Linked DNA regions of Homo sapiens: regions 2 and 3 are each linked to region 1. Evidence: read pairs that join two places in POLR2A ChIA-PET (ENCODE). Cell type or tissue: PC-9. All regions are shown on one strand. Links, peaks and the distances in the headings refer to the core of each region. The heading gives the core; the rest is flanking DNA.

Region 1 (5,747 bases), core at 450-5,449:
GGCTCACCAGCCTCTCTCCCACAGCAGATCCTGACAAGGCCCAGTCTCAGCTCCAGCCCCTCTCACTGCAGCCAGGGAACAATGTCACCTGTGCAGGAATCTGTGGAGAGAAATACACCTGGCTGAGCCAGCAAAACAGGCTCACTAGCCTCCATCTTACAGCAGATCCTGAGGGGGCCTAGTCTCAGCTCCAACCCCTCACAACGCAGTCAGGCAACTGTCCCGCCTGCATGGGATATTGCTGGGAGGCACATTCATCTGGGCCACTGGGACAGTGGCAGGATTGGGTCCCTGGCCAGCTTCCCCAGACAGCCTGGGTACCCTCTTTGGGTCTTCCCCAGGTCCATCTGGGCCAGAGGGCTGTCCCAACCTCAGAGCCCACATGAGACTCACAGCAAACCTAAGCTTATAGCATCCAGTAGTGATGAGGTGAGTGCAGTAGTCACAGGCTCAAGGAGAACAACAGTCAGTCTGCTTAGAATATCCAGAAGGCCTAGTGAAGAAGGACAAGCACAAACAAAGGCACACTGTGAAGACTCAAATAAATATCTAACCCTTCAATGCATAGACATTGTTGCATGTCCACAGCATTGAGAACATTCAGGGAAATATGGCCTCACCAAATGGACAAAACAAGGCACCAAAAACTAACCCTAAAATCTATGGACATATGTGATCTCTCAGGCAAACAATTCAAAATCACTATTTTGGGAAACGCAATGAGCTTCAAAAAAACAGGGAAACAATTCAGAAATTTATCAAAGAAATTTAACAGGGAAATTGAAATAATTTTTCAAAAACTAATAGAAATCCCAGAGATTTAAACTATAATAAACAAAATGGGAAATGGAATAGGGAGCATCAACAGCTGAACTGATCAACAGAAGAAAGAATCAGTGAGCTCAAAGACAGGCTATTTGAAAATATACAAAGGAGAAAAAAGAATGAAAAGTAATGAAGACAGCTTACAGAATTTATGAGACAACATCAAAAGAACAAATGTTGAGGCATTGGAGTTCAAAAGAGAGTTGAGAAAGACAAAGGGGTAGAAAGCTTACTAAAAAAAAAAATAAGAAAACTTTACAAACCTGGAGAAAAATATAAATATCCAAGAACAGGAAGATCAACCCAAATGAGAATATCTCAAGACATGTTATAGTCAACCTGTTAAAGGTTCAATACAAATAGAGGATCCCGAAAGCAGTGAGAGAAAATAAGTAAATAACATGTAAGGGAGTTCTAATAAGCTTGGCAGCAGACTTCTTAGCAGAAACTTTGCAGGCCAGGAGGGAGTGGGACAATAAGAATTAATACCAATTCTTCTCAAAATATTCTAAAGAACTGAAGTTGAGGGGATTCTTCCAATCTCATTTTGTGAGTTCAGCATACTCTGATTCCAAAACCAGAAAAGGACACAAAAAAGAAAATTACAGGCAATATCCCTGATGAACATAGATGTAAAAATCCTCAACAGAATACTAAAACAAGAAAAAGGCAAAGGGGTAGAAAGCTTGTTGCAAGAAATTGAAGAGAACACAAATAAAAGGAAAGTATCCTGTGTTCATAAATTGGAAGATTTAACATTGTTAAAATGTCCATACTACCCTAAGCAATTTACAGAGTTAATAACACATCAAAAAGATTATTCACCATGATCAAGTAGGATTTATCCCAGGGATACAAGGATGGTTCAACATACTCAAATCTGAATAGACATTTCTCAAAAGAGACATAATCTTGGCTAACAGGTATATTTTTAAATGCTCAATGTCACTAATGACCATGGAAATGAAAATCAAACCATAATAATATATCTCATCTCCAATTAAAATTGGCTATAGCAAAAAGACAAAAAATTACAAATGCTGGCAAGCACACGGAGAAAAGGGAACACTTACATATAGTTGGTGGGAATATCAATTAGTACAGCCATTATGGAAAACAATATGGAGATTCCTCAAAAAACGAAAAATAGAACTACCATAAGCACATAGATGTATATCCAAAGAAAATGAAATCAGTATGTTGAAGAGATATTTGTACTCCCATGTTTATTATAGAACTATTCACAATAGCCAAGATATGGAATCAACCTAAGGGCCCATAAATGGATGAACGAATTTGTTTAAATGTGGTATATTTGCACAATGGAATATATTCAGCCATAAAAAAGAATGGAATCCTGTCATTTGTAGCAACAGGGATAATCCTAGAGGACATTATGTTAAGTGAAATAAGCCAGGCATAGAAAAACAAATATTGCATGGACTTACTCGTATGTGGAATCTAAAAAAGTTAATCTCATAGAAGAGGAGAGTTGAATAGTGGTTACCAGAGGCTGAGGAGTGTAAGGGATGGTATATGGAGACATTGGTCAATTGGGATCAAGTTACACTTAGACAGGAAAAACAAGTTCTAGAGTTCCATTGCACAATAGGGTGGCTATAGTTAATAATAATATATTGTATATTTCAAAATAGCTAGAAGAAAGAATTTTGAATGTTCTCACCACAAATAAGTGATAAACGTTTGCAGCGATGGGCATGCTAATTACCCTGATTTGATCATTACACATTGTATTCATGTATCAAAACAACATACTGTAACCCATAAATATGTACAATTATTATGTTCAATGAAAAATAAAACTTTAAAATGCGGCTCTAGAATTAAGTACAATACTCTAAATATTACACAAGAGGGAACACTCATCCCCACTAAGTGGGACACAATTCCCCCTTTATTTTATTTTATTTATTTATTTTGAGATGGAGTCTCACTCTGTCACCCAGGCTGGAGTGCAGTGGCATGATCTCAGCTCACTGCAACCTTCGCCTCCTGGGTTCAAGCAATTCTTCTGCCTCCACCTGCCAAGTAGCTGGGATTACAAGCACCCACCACCACGCCTGGCTAATTTTTGTATTTTTAGTAGAGACCGGGTTTCACTTTGTTGGCCAGGCTGATCTTGAACTCCTGACCTCAGGTGATCCGCCCGCCTCGGCCTCCCAAAGTGCTGGGATTACAGGCGTGAGCCTCCGCGCCTGGCCCACAGTGCCCCTCTTACTGCTGCCAAAGAATGGCTTCCTGTTTGGGAAACTCCACTGCACTCTGGAGTATAGCTCCGCTGCTATACTCATTTCTTAGGCCATGACTTCATCATCTGCAATACAAGGACTTAGGCTACCAGATCAATGGTTTTCGTTTTTTTAAAAAAGTTGTATTAACTCCATCTTCAAATGAAATCATATGTGAATCCTCAACCAGGAAAACAAAAGCAATGGAAATGTGCTGATTGTGCTCTGCCCCATGTGTTACCTGCCCACTCAGTGCCATGCCCCACTGCTCTCCAGCGGGGGGCATATAAGGGATTGCCCAGAAAGCCCTGAGGGTCCCTGGAGTACAGTTTATAAACCACTGGACAGTTTCTTACAAACCCTAGAATTCCTACCAAAAAACCAATACAACTTTTCATATGAACTGTTGGCAACATTTGTTCAAATCCCACATCTACCACTTTTTTGATATCTGATGTTAGGAAAATTTCAGTGCTTGTTTCCTCATCTGTACACTGGGAGAATAATTACCCTTACCTCAAATCAATGTTGTAAGGATTAAATGATTTAATACAGAGAAAGCCTTTAACACAGAGAAAGCCCTTAGAGTACCTGATACTTAGTAAGCCTCACATTAGCTGCCAGCTAAGTCCTTCTCAATCTCAACTCACATAGTTAAATTTTTGAAACTAAACTCAGGATATGAAGCTTTTCTATATTTAACTTTTATATTTTCTTCTTGGTACAGACCCAACATTCAGGCTTCAGGCTCAAGATAATTTGAAATCCCGATCTCCTCATCTTTTCTTTCAGCTGTCTCTCTCAGGACTGCGGTACCTGCATTTTTGATAAGCAAACCTCCTGTGCTCTCATTCAGATCACCAGTCTCTTCTTAAACATCAAATTTGACTTTATTGATTGGCCATGGCTAGAAAGATAACATGGCAGTATTTAGCCAGTGTGTGTGTGGATATCATAAAGGTGATCGTTGGGTGAAACTCAGTACATTCCAATTTGGACTTCCAGAGGTCAGATATTCCAAAACAAGGTATAAATGAGCATATTATTTATCACAGTGAATTAGAAGTATGTCAGATTTTAGAGACTAGTAATTACCTAAGATTTGAAGCAGCCCAATCAATTTTGGAATTGTCTAGAAATGAAAGAAAACCTGAAAACCACAACTGACAAGCCACAAAGCATAAAGAAAGTTTCTACGTGAACTTTTGCTTTTACTAGTCTCTAGGACTTCATTTAATTCAAAACCCTTTCTTAGCACCAACAGAATAAAACTCAGCTCCCTAGCCTGGTTCCTAGCATTTTTCACAACTTTGATCCACATGCCTCTCTCACCAATACACCAGTCACAGAAAACGTGTTCTCCTTTCCATGAATGTAAGACACACTTTTATACTTGTACCATCTGATTTGCTATTTTTTCTGCCTATTAATATTTCTCCTCCTTCTCTCTCTGGCAAACTTTTGTTGACTCTATGGACCCAGTTCAAATGTTACTTCTGTAAAATTTACCCCAACTCCAAAATTATTGCTCCTTCCTCTGAGTTTCTCATTGGATTCTGTAATTCCTTTCTTAAAGCCTCACAATGTTATATTGTGATCAATTGTTTCCAAGTGTATCTCACTGGCAACAGCTACCTGGTAGACATCACATGATACCTCAACTAACCCCCTCAGTTTTGGGCATACTATAGAACCTAGATAGATTTTGAGCAAATGTTATAAGACTTACCTACCCTCAATAGCATTGTTTCTATTGGAAAACATTCTGAATAGCAGAATTTCAAGTTAACATTGGGAACACAATTGTATAACCTATTCATTCTTTTATTCAACAAATGCTTGTTGAGCACTTACAATGTGTCAGCTGTTGGTTTAGCCATAAGTGATACAACAGAAAGCAAATTGGTCATATATCTTGCCCTTATAGAGCTTATATTCTAGGGGAAAGACAAAATAGGTCAAATATATGGTATAATACATAAGAAAATTATACTGATAAGGAGAAAAATAAATCATAGTAAAGGAATAGAAATCTAAGAGGAAAGGGTTGCAATTTTAGATAAGGGGATCAAGGAAGGCCTCACTGAGTTGGTTCATTAGAATAAAATTACGAAGGAAGTGAATAAGTGAGCCATAAGATTAGCTGAAAATTTAGAATGCCAGGCAGAGGAAACAGAAAGATCAAGGCCTAGAAGGGGAAGACTGCCTGGTATGTCCAAAGACAGCAGTAAGGCAATGTACTCAAGTGGGAAAAGCAAGGGTAAGAAGAGATGTGTTATTGGGAACCAGGTCATAATGAGCCCTGCAGGTGAGCATGATGACTTTGGGCATTATTTAGTGAGATGGAAGCCAATGAGAGCAATAGCAGAAGAGTGAAATGATCTGATCTCTATTTTCTTCTGGTCTCTCTGGTTGCTCTGATAAGAGAAGGCTGGGGCAGAGGATGGACAAAGATGGAAACAGGACACCAGTTAGGAAGTTATTGCACTACACAGGTAAGACATGACGGGACTGATGAGAAGTAGTCAAATTTTGGAAGAATTTGTCGGGATTTTCCGATGGATTAGATGATTGTGAGAAAAAGAGAAGTTAAGGCTGAGTATCAAGTTTTGTTTTTGTTTTTATCCTAGCAATTTAAAGAATGAAGTTGCATTAACTGAAATGGAGAAAAGT
Region 2 (5,747 bases), core at 299-5,298, 1.4 Mb before region 1:
ACTGATACTGTCTAATGGAGTTAAGATGGAATGGAATTACCAAGCGGATTGAACTTTCCAGGCATTATTTCTGAGGTGTCTTATCCAAATGTATTTTAGGAAGATAAGGCTGCTGGTTTCCATCTACAGCTAGCTCTGCCCTTTGTAACAGATTCCTGACTCACCTGCAGGGTTTACTACCTGCTTGCCCAGATTGCTGTCTAACCAAATATCTGAGTGAACAATAGTTTCCTGTTAAGTTTTGTTATTAAGTTAATGTGGTTGTCCTGGTAAATTAGTAATGTAAAATAAACTGAAGATGGTATTAAAAAGCTAAACTAGGCCTGGCACAGTGGCTCACACCTGTAATCCCTGCACTTTGGGAGGCTGAGGCAGGCAGATCACGAGGTCAGGAGTATGAGACCACCCTGACCAACATAGTGAAACCCTGTCTCTACTAAAAATACAAAAATCAGCCAGGCATGGTGGAGCGCACCTGTAATCCCAGCTACTCAGGAGGCTGAGGCAGGAGAATCCCTTGAACCCAGGAGGCAGAGGTTGTGGTGAGCTCAGATTGCACCACTGCACTCCAGCCTGGGCAACAGAGTGAGACTCTGTCTCAAAAAAAAAAAAAAAAAAAAAAAAAGGCTAAACAGAGGGCCAGGGCCAGCACAGTGGCTCATGTCTGTAATAATAGCACATTGGGTGGCTGAGGTGGGAGGATTGCTTGAGGCCAGGAGTTCAAGATCAGCCTGGGCAACATAGCAAGACCCCATCTCTATAAAAAAAACTTAAAAATTAGCTGAGTGTGGTGATGCATGACTTTAGTCCTGGCTTCTCAGGAGTTGAAAAGAGAGGATTACTTGAGCCCAGGAATTGAAGGCTATAGTGAGCTGTGATCACACCACTAAGGTGGGGCTGACAGAAAGCTAAAAAAAAAAAAAAAAAGCCTAAGATTAAGAAAACCAACATTGATTGGAAAAATATTTAATAGTTTTATATATGGTGAATGAATACATATTTTATGAAGGTATAGGAAGGTTTAGATCCACATAAAGATCATAAGCCAAAACAAAATTAGGTCTAATGAATTCTGTAAGAACACATCAATTGGTGTCATTATGAGGTGATATTAAAGGGCAGAAGGGGAAAAAAACTCACCTCACATTGAAACATAGCAGATAATGTTACAAGTCTTTTGCTCCATGGATTTGACCACCTGTGTCTGTAATGTAATATAAAGTGATCTGGAAAAGTGGATATAGTTGGAATCAAGAAATGTTTAAAACAGTACATTGTCCATTATAATTTGCATCAAGACTCCTTCCTAGATGGTGAGTGATACTTTTCTGCCTAATGCCTTGAGTAGTGTGTAAATAATAGCGCTTCTAATACTGACTCCTATCACTCCTGAAGTTATTTTTATACTATGTAATATGAACTTAATATAAGTTCATAGTCAAGACAGAACAAAATCATGAAATGATGAAATATAATATTAGTACTATGTGGAAAAGGAGGAAAGGGTCCAGTGTGTCTGAGGCCCAAAGAGGTTCTGAGCTAACTTGAGTTCACAGCATCAGTCCTATACTGCTACACATTGAGGATCTGTTATCTGAAATGCTTGGGACCAGAAATGTTTGAGATTTTTCTGGATTTTCGAAAATTTACATTACACATACCAGCTGAGCATCCCAAATCCAAAAATATGAAATCCAAAATGCTCCAATAAGCATTTCCTTTGGGTTTCATGTCAGTGCTCAAAAATGTTGGATGTTCTGATTTGTTATGCCCAACCTATAGTATTTTATGGGTGTGGTTATGTACAGTAATGCTAAACAGATTGAGTGTTCTTTACCTAAGCAACTTGGAAGTTTCATGATAAGAAATTCGACTGGTGGCAAAGAGAAATGATGTATACAAGTTTGGTTTAGGGATAAATCATGGTTATCAGAGAGAAGGAATGAGCTTGAATGTGATGAATAGTACTCAGATGGCCTTCCATACCAATCCCCCTGGACTCATGCCCAAGTTCTCAGGAGAGAAGCCTGCAACAAAAGAATTACACCACTGAATTATATAAGAAATAGAATGCTAAAGTGCCACTAAATTGTGAACTTGTCTAAAGAACCCTGAATGAAGAATGGATAGTATTTGGATACAATAATTTTGATTAGATGTATATAGCAACCTTGAAGAAAAGTTAGTTTTGGGGGCATATTTTTAACCTTTGAGGATGATCTGAAGTAAAGCAAGCTTTGCTCTGACAGTGATTCCTCTTATTCTCTGAATCAGTATGGTAATTCTTATTTTCGTAATTTGCTTTATTCAGGTACAGCAGGTATGTCTTTTATCACTGTAAGTCATCCCTCACACAGACGCCTGAGCATCTACCATTAAACCAGTTCATCAACTGCATTTGCATTTATCACTTTGTTGTGAGATAGTAGAAACTGGTATTTCGCCTTCAGTTTGGAAAAAATAGGTTAAAGCAATAAAGCTGATGGCCAAAATCTTGGCGCTCCACCCCCATATTTAACAACTGAGGGTTGCCTTGCCAAATCTGGGTCATCTCTGTTTGATGTTACTTTAGATGATTCAAGAGCACATCTTAGTCTTCAATCTGTTGAACGACTGTCACAAGTAAAAATCGATTCTCATGCACCATTCCTCATTCTTTCTTTGCTGGATACCACTCTCAAACACTTGGTTTGTACCAAGATGTAACTAGATCTTGATAATACCTCTGAAGAAATTATAAGCTGAATTTGGTATTGGCATCCTCTGCAGTGCCAGCCACAATGTATTACTTTTTATTGTTGCCATAACAAATTACTACACATTTAAGAGAAACCTCAAGAGTAACCAAATCTTCTGATAACTTGATCTTGGACTACTAGACTTGAGAACGTGGGAAAATAAATTTCTGGTGTTTAAACCACCTGGTGTGTGGTATGTTGTTATGGCAGCCTAGCAAATTAATACAGGTATCTAAGAGCCATTTTTAACAGTAGCTGTTAAAATTTGAGTAGAGATTTTATTCAACAAAACTGTAAAATTACATGTTCCATTTGTTTTACTAATGTAAAAGGTATCTTTCTCAGAAAGACACACACAGAACTTGGTGGGACTTTCTTGAGAACAATATTGAGTCACAGTTTATTTCCATTTTTTCCTCATGAGAAGAAAATGCACAAGCAATTAATGTTGTGGTGAGAATTATGGAGAATTTGGCTAAATGTCCTAAAATAATCAGTAAGAAAAAGAAGGACATATTTAGCAACATTAAGAACAATAAAAATTAAACCCACATATGTCAAAGACAAAGGCCAGCATAAAAAGGTAAACCAAGCCAGGTGCAGTGGTACACATCTTTAGTCCCAGGTACTCAGGAGACTGAGGCAGGAGGATCCCTTGAGTCCAGAAGTTTGAGTCCAACCTGGGCAGCATAGTGGGACCCTGTCTCAGAAAAAAAAAAAAAAAAAAAACAAATGATAAATGTGTGTAAAATTTTGCGGTAAATGAGAAAGACAAACCCTAGGCTCTATATAGTGCACATTGATTGTGTTTTGGCCCCCACCATCCATTTGCCTTACTTCTGGTAACATTTGAGGATCTGTGCTCTTTCTTATTTTTCTGTCCATGTGGTTCTGAACAGAGCCCAAAACTCCAGGAAGTGTAGCATATAATCCAGGTTTAAACCAGTGAATCACATTCACAATGCCTTCCTGAGAGATTGGTTCAAGGATGAGCAAATGATTCAAGAAAGAGGAGCTTGTGTTTTGTTTGTTGTTGTTGTTGTTGTTGTTGTTTTTCTCATTGGATCTGAAGCATAAGAGATCTTCAGATTGGGATTGAAACTGTTTCCACCATCTTGGTACCATCTTGCTACCATGTGGAACCCCTGAATGAGACCAACAGAGGAAAGCAGAGTTAACAAATGGAGATGGCTGGGCACAGTGGCTCATGCCTATAACCCCAGCACTTTGGGAAGCCGAGGTGGGTGGATCACCTGAGGTCAGGAGTTCAAGACCAGCCTTGCCAACATGGTGAAACCCCATCTCTACTAAAAATACAAAAATTAGCCGGACCCCATCTCTATTAAAAATACAAAAAATAGCCCGTAAAAATAAAAAAATTAGTCCCAGCTACTTGGGAGGCTCAGGCAGGAGGACTGCTTGAACCCAGGAGGTGGAGGTTGCAGTGAGCCGAGACCGTGCCACTGCACTCCAGCCTGGGCAAGAGAGTGGGACTCTGTCTCAAAAAAAAAAAAAAAAAGAAAGAAAGAAAGAGAGAGAGAGAAATGGAGGGAGGAAGGTAGGGAAGTTAAATTCTGACCACATCATTTCAGCCTTGAATCCAGCCATGTCTGATCTTAGTGCTATCCCAAAATATAAAGTTACATAGGCAATAAATTCCTTAACTGCTGTCCTTGCATTTACTATTGTAATTGTCAGTATCTTTCAGTTCAACTCAGATTCTTGATTTTGATGACTATGTCTTTACTGGTTTATTCCCAGCATCCAGTAAAGTACCTGGTATATAAAGGGAAGGGTTATTGTATTTTTACTGAATAGATGTTGAATTAATATACCCTCACGTTTTACAAGTGCCTTAAAAAACTAATCCAACTTTCTATGTAATTTTGACTTGTCTTTACAACATTATGAAGATATTTTTTAGACTAGGGTGAATGCATGACTCACTAAGAACTCACTAGTATTCTCTTAATATCATGACTCCATATTTTTAGTGGGTGACACCATTTGATACACTTCCAAACACCCCCATAGCAACTGATGTTTCAAAAATACACTCAAAAGACTTTTTTTCATCTGTGTCAGATCACATACTATATATCATCTTGGATCAGAAGCCCCAGTAACAATCTGCTATGGAGATCCTTGTTTGCCTTCTTACTTAGGAGTCAGCACAGTCTCCAGATTGATTTTTGTTCATTCTTTCATTCATTCATATATTCAGTCAATATACCCTTAATCTATTGCTGCATAACAAGCATACATAAGCTTAGAGGCTTAAACAACATTCTCTTATATAGTTCATGACTCCACACTTTGGCAATTTTTACTGAGCTCAGATGGGAAATCCTTTAGGTCTCCCTGGGACTCCCTTCTATGTCTGTAATCTGCTGCTGGATTGGCTGGAGGCTAATGGGTCTACAAGGACCTCAGGTGCAACAGCAGCAATCTGCTCCATGTGGTGTCTCATCATTTTATCTTGAGTATTAAGGTTAATCATAAAACCTGAAACCCTTAGGCTTGGGATATCACAGGGTAGGCAATAGAAAGATAAATTATTAGGGAGACTGTGGAATAAAAGTCAAATCCAGACTTTATAAGGAGAGACTTTATTCAAAAGAATTATTGCATTAGGGGGCAAAAATCGTAGTGGGAAAAATGCTTTGACCACAGGTCTACAAGTGACTTGAGATTTAGGAAAAAAGAGTTTTTCTTTTATAAGGAGTAAACAAAGCTAGAAAGAACCAGGTATGGGGAAGTGAGGCAAACGGGTGACGTGATCAGATAGATCAGAGACTATTTTACCTGGAGGCCAGTTTATTCTCCGGAGGGGCTGTATGCTTTTTCAGGATAATGGTGGGGCAAAATTTAGGGGTCTGGAGGAAGGAGAGAGCTTAACCAAAATTTTATTAAGGGGCATTTTGTTCCAATTGATCAAAATTTTCTTCTTTCTGTACAGAGGCTACAGTTGCCTCATGGTCTGTATGTCCTGGTCATCAGAAAACATTA
Region 3 (5,747 bases), core at 299-5,298, 190 kb before region 1:
AATACATTCAATTTAAAAATTCTTTTGTAAAGTATGCGACATTTCTTGTAAAACTTTTTAGTTTCTTTTTATTCTGAACTCTTTGAGCAAATTCACATTAGTTGTTCTGTACCCTGTTACCTTGATATTGGAAGAAAATCTAAACTAGAGGATGTAATAATTTCTAATACATATTTTTATTGTATAAAGAGCTGAAATCTGAGATATCAATCAAACTCTATGCATAATCACTCATCATATATCAATTCTGGCATTGCTTCCCCCACCCCACCAAGATGAACTGATGAAGGTGAGGGGCTAAAATGTCAAAGGAAAAGATACTCCCTGAACCTTGGCATATCTCCTCCACCCCAGGATATAAATCATGGGACCCTGCCAGGATGTTCTGTTTGTCTGGCTGCTTTAGGTGGCAAATATCACTGCAAGGGATGTGACAATAAAGCAAGCTCTGCCTAACATCAAGCGGTGAAGGAAATGGTGGCTGGCTGGCTGGCTGAATGCGGCAACAGATTTGCAGAGCCTTCTGCCTTCACCTCTGTAGAAACTGTTCAAAAGTTTACATGTGATTTTCAGCTGGTACAAACAGAATCGCAAAGTAAATACCTTCCATTCCTCTCACAGATGTTCAATCAGTGGGAATCTATCAGGTACAAAGGAAGCCATCTGTCTTTTCCACATACACCTATTGTTAGGAAATCTTAAGGGTCCTCTTAGCATTTGGCCTGCTCTGCTTATGGTAAAACAGCAGGGGTAGCCATTCCAGATCTGATCTTGGACACCGGACAAAGTGTAGGAAAAAAAAAACCACTAAGATGATTAAAATACATACACACACTTATTTGTATCAAAAGAAGACAATGTCTTCAAATGTAGCAAATTACCAGGAGCTATGGGTCTATACAGATGAGAAGCCAGCAACAGTTTTCAACTCTACTTCTCAGAGACATTTAAAGAAAAATGTAAGCATTATTAAATACTAGAATGATTTGTCCAAAATGAGGAATACAATCTCTTATTCCAAAGAGCTATAAAAAAGAAGATAATCAATCTACTTGAGAAGCCAATTGTTGGCATACCTAAAGGCAGGGAAATGGCCTCTATGGACTCTTAGATTCTCCTCTGGCTTTGTGATTCTATAAATCCTTCTAATAAAAATATTGTCAGACATACCAAGTGATTTATGTTTATTTTTGTCTCTGAGTACACACACACACACACACACACACACAAGTCACCAGCAGGTGGCTCATCTGGGGACTTAGTTTTCCAGAGGAATTAGGCCTTTATCAATACCCAGTGGCCACCTTGTAGTATTTGACTGACAGCTGCAAATGAAACCCTAAAATCAAATTATAAATCAGGAGAATATATCCGGAGTGGCTGTTTTTCCTAACGTTGACTAGGGACACCCCCTTATGCTATCAGCCAACCTGAGCAAGTATATGATAATAACAATAATGTACTTGTTGCTAAAAATTTAACACCAAGATTTTGAAAGGTGGACAGAATCGAATACAAAAAAACACTGAGAAAACCAATGAAAGCTGCCCATACTCATAAGGGGAGAAAAGACAATGCCAGATTCTTCTACTCTTTGGAGAAAATGGAAAACAAGAGATATTTTAGAGTTCTATTGAGTGAAATTCTGATAATCTCACTTTAAAGCACCGTAAGGGAGGCTGTAAAAAAAGACAATAAAAACCCCAAATTTTTAGAATTAGGATGAAAAGCTCACTAAATTTTAACATATGTTTATGGATCTTTGACCATGATAACCAGAGTCCTACAAAACGTGAAATCATTAATATACTCTGTACTCAGCATTATATGTTTAACATTGCACATAGTTATTTGTATATCCTTACATCTGTTCAGTAATTACTGGCAATAAGTATGTATCCCTTCAAAAATATAAATTAAAGGTTAAAATATATGTATCTGACAAATGTATATGAAATACTACAACTGCTATGGAAATTTATTTTAATAAATCTTTGAGTTTGTAATAAATTTGCCCCATTTCAATATTTTCAAAGTACTTTTCTGACATTATTTGTTGCCAAAAAAAGCAAGGTTTGAAAAGAGAAGGAATAAATGCACTCTAGTTTTTAGGTGAGAAAACAGTGTTGACCTGAAATCGCTGGCTTTGCTTCCACCTTGGTGAAATGGGTATTTAGGGGAACAATAACAGGGAAGACAAGGGGGAGAGGATACTTCTATCCCTCTGCAATCTGATTCACCATTTTCTCCCATCTTCACACCCTTATAGCCCAGCCTTAGAAAGCACCAGGGATTCCGAAATCCTGGACAAGTTCTTAGTCAATGCAGACATCATGGCCACACTTTAGAGATCTATGCCAGACCTTGCCCTCTTTCACAGTCTATGCTGTTCCACAGCTGAAAACCTGTCACCCCAGAACAGCTAACTAAACTCTAGGAGTGCAGTACTGTGGAAGACTATGCAGCAGTCATAAATAACAATGAAATCCAAATGTATTGACATATAAAGATCTCTGAGACATATTACTGAGTGTAAAAAGCAAGCTATGGTATGATATATACATTATGACATTATTAATGTTAAAAACAAACGAGACTGTATCTTTCTGTACATAACTAGTGTATTGAAAAGTTTGATTTACTGGGCTAAAAATATGGAATTGATTTTTTTTTTCACTCACTGCATTTAACTGTGTTGAATCTCCCTTTTCAACCCTTTAATAGTATGCAGGGCAAATCCCATAGCTTTCTGATCACTTTCACATGTTAAACACTCCAGTTTAGTCCTATCCATTTATCCCAGTTTAAATAATCAATCATATACCCTTTTTCCCCACTCAGTTCAGCCTGCCTCAGCTAGAGGACTTGAAGTAAGGAGAGAGGATGGTCTGCTCTTTTGATTCTTTTCCTCCTGTTCCCTCTTCTCCACCTCTCTCTCTCCATTATACTACAGTAGAGGTGAGACTGGGGTCTCTGCCTGTGGGGTCCTCTCTTGGCTGACACTGTCTGGCTTTTGGCACTATTGACTTGGCAAACACCTTTCTTTGGGAAACATGGATGAGTTCTTTCTGAAATAGATGAAAGGCTCTGATTTGATCTTTTCTGCCTTACCCCCCTAGTGGCTCAAAACCACAGTGTCTTGCTGACAGGGTCTCCTCTTCTAGAAGCCAGCCATCCCGCTCAGGTAATAGCAAGTGCCTTCAAACTACCTTCCTCCATGTGCACTTGAGACATAGGAAACACCCTTACTCTCCCCAAACCAAGCAATGTGTAGCTGCTTCATTTTGCTCTCCTATTAAGTGAAGATCAGCAGGTCCACTCTCTAAGCAGATGTCCAATTAGTGAATTAAGGTCCAGTCTCCCTTTCTTGAAGACACTCCCAAAATATAAAAGTATTTCTCTTGGAGCCTCCCTCATTAGGCTGAAGTACCTCCTGTGATTTCCCATGAAGACAGAAAGGAAAAACTACAACACCCCTTCCTAATACAACACATCATAACTCCACTTCCTTTCTTACACATTTTGAGAAGGGAATTATTGGGGGAAGGAGGGTCTCCTAGAGAATCCTGCAAGGAGATGCTCAGTGACTCCTCATTCATCATCCTGTTACATGCAGCTCTCTTTATTTAAAAAACGGATTGGTTGACATTGTTCTCCTCTGGGGAGGGACATGGGTTGATGAATGGTGGTAAATGGGCTTTAGCTTCTTTTTATTGTTTCAGTTTTTACAAAGAGAATGTTTTTATATATTTCATCCATTAATTCAAAATAATATTGGCTGGCCCTTAGAGATATCATAATATCTGCTTTAATCAAGGCAACCAAAGTTGCAGTCTCAATCCTGGCCACTATATTGTACTAAGTACCATTGACTCTGCACTAATAAAGGTTTCCCAAAGTTTGATGGAGGAGTTGCCCTTTCTCCAAGAGTATAACTGGCAACTAATTGAAGCCAAAGAACACAGCACAGACTCCCTTTACCCACGTTGCTAATGGGACACAGACTATAGGGACAAGTCAATGTTCCCTTCCATGTTCCACCTGCTATAAGTCTCTGTAATCATCTGCTAGACTCTGACTAATGAAAGCAGCTGAAACTCTGTAGGGTGGGAGGGACAGTCTGACACGAGCATACAGAGGGAGAAGGTGGTGATGTGTTGCCACGCTGAGCACCACGTGGAGTTACCACTTGTCAGGGCCTCCTAACAAGCATTTAGAAGGCTGGGAAAGGGCTTAGCCAACAAGCAAGAGGCCACGGATTATCTCCTGGTTGTTATTCTGCACATCCAGAAAAAGAGAAGGTTCCCAAGACACCTCTATTGGCAAGGAGAGGAGGTAATATAGCCAGCCTTTACCAGGGTGGCATTGGGTATGTGAAAACTCAGTTTTTGCATCTCTGCCAAGGCTTAAGAATCTCAGTGGGTATCTGGAAAGGAGAGGAGTCTACCACCTCTAGCAAGCTTCATTGATATTGGACAGAAGATTCAAAAGGGAAATAAAAAGAGAAATCTGAAGGTTTGAGATAACAGCACAAGTATGGTGATTTTGGTTCAAGACAATTTTACCCTAAAGAGTATAGCGCTCTAAAAATAATTCCAAAATTTCCTCTATGACCTTGTCCTTTAACATTAAATCACAAGAGAATTGTGATCTTCTTGGTTAGAAATGACAATATATGTTCTTTCATTTCTAGCTTACCATCTGGGTTTCCATTATGATGATACCTCTTTGATAAAAAAAAACATTGGTGCTAGAAAAGAATTTTGTGATAATCCAGTACAGCCATCTCAGATTACAGATGTTAGATTAGCTGCACAAGGGCTGACTGTGCTGTAAGAGCTGATGCAGTGCTGGGCTCCAGCTCCCCAGAGTCCCAGATTCACCATCTTTTACCACATAATTCTGCCTCTAGTGGCACAAAGAAGTAGTTCTTAAAGATATAATTTACTTTCATAATTATTGTTCTTCAGCATCAGTGTTGATAGTGGAGAATAGTAATAGCATCTTAAACATTTACAGATCATCATAATTACTTTCAGTTGCATAACCTCATTTGATTGCAACCACTCCGAGAAGCAAATGGCACAGCCACCACTAGGCCCATTTTACAAATGTGGCAACTGAGTTCAGAGATACTCGTTTGCCCTAAATCATGCAGAAACTGTCAGTCCTGACTCTTAGTTTAACTTTACTCCTATATCATCAATCACAAGTCTTTGTATTTTCCACACATTTTTAACATCATAATTGACTACTCTACACCTGAAGTTGATGTTTTATTCATCTCCACATGGATAAACCACACATCAACCATGTGTTTATTTTTAGATGTGTCTGCAAAGATTTTATTATGAGAATGTAGTATATTGAAATTAATAGCCAGAAGCCACACTGACTCAAAGAAGCACAATATGAGCCTGCTTTTTATTTTCATAACTTAGGTGGGATGCCTTTCGGGAAAAGTTTCAGTTTGCACAGACTCTGAGATGCAATGTTAGGAGTGTGGTAAGTGACCTATAGATGGGTGCTCTCAGCACCTCTCCTTCACCCCTCAGAGGATTTTGCCTCTCACACTCCTTTTCCCCCCACCACATACACACAAAGGCATCCTCAGCTGGCTCTGTGAACAGTAAAATAAGTTAGCTACACTGCAGGCCTTGACACATGGCTCACTCAGCGTCTGGCACATCCGGCGTCTTACCTTCCATACACACTACTTGGCCATATTAATTTCTGTCACAGGGGGG

The links. ChIA-PET counts read pairs that join two places held together with the same protein. Peaks named below come from ENCODE experiments on the same cell type or tissue, not always from the same donor. Only the 100,000 strongest peaks of a DNase experiment are listed, where the experiment ranks them.
Region 2: POLR2A ChIA-PET joins it to region 1 with 7 read pairs; 1 of 35 experiments calls an interaction of 5 or more read pairs at or near these places.
Region 3: POLR2A ChIA-PET joins it to region 1 with 9 read pairs; 2 of 35 experiments call an interaction of 5 or more read pairs at or near these places.

The regions. Positions count from the first base shown.
Region 1 is chr1:177,613,065-177,618,811 of GRCh38, forward strand. No RefSeq gene overlaps it. Among named protein-coding and RNA genes, the nearest start is that of LINC01741, 85 kb to the right of the region's middle. In PC-9, for the core only: no CTCF peak of the experiment used is centred there; a DNase peak (open chromatin) is centred at 2,397.
Region 2 is chr1:176,211,790-176,217,536 of GRCh38, forward strand. The region is part of intron 1 of COP1-DT (COP1 divergent transcript); the gene reads left to right. Among named protein-coding and RNA genes, the nearest start is that of COP1-DT, 7.0 kb to the left of the region's middle. In PC-9, for the core only: no CTCF peak of the experiment used is centred there; no DNase peak of the experiment used is centred there; H3K4me3 peaks cover 214 bases; H3K27ac peaks cover 671 bases.
Region 3 is chr1:177,428,190-177,433,936 of GRCh38, forward strand. No RefSeq gene overlaps it. Among named protein-coding and RNA genes, the nearest start is that of LINC01645, 79 kb to the left of the region's middle. In PC-9, for the core only: a CTCF peak has its summit at 4,912; no DNase peak of the experiment used is centred there.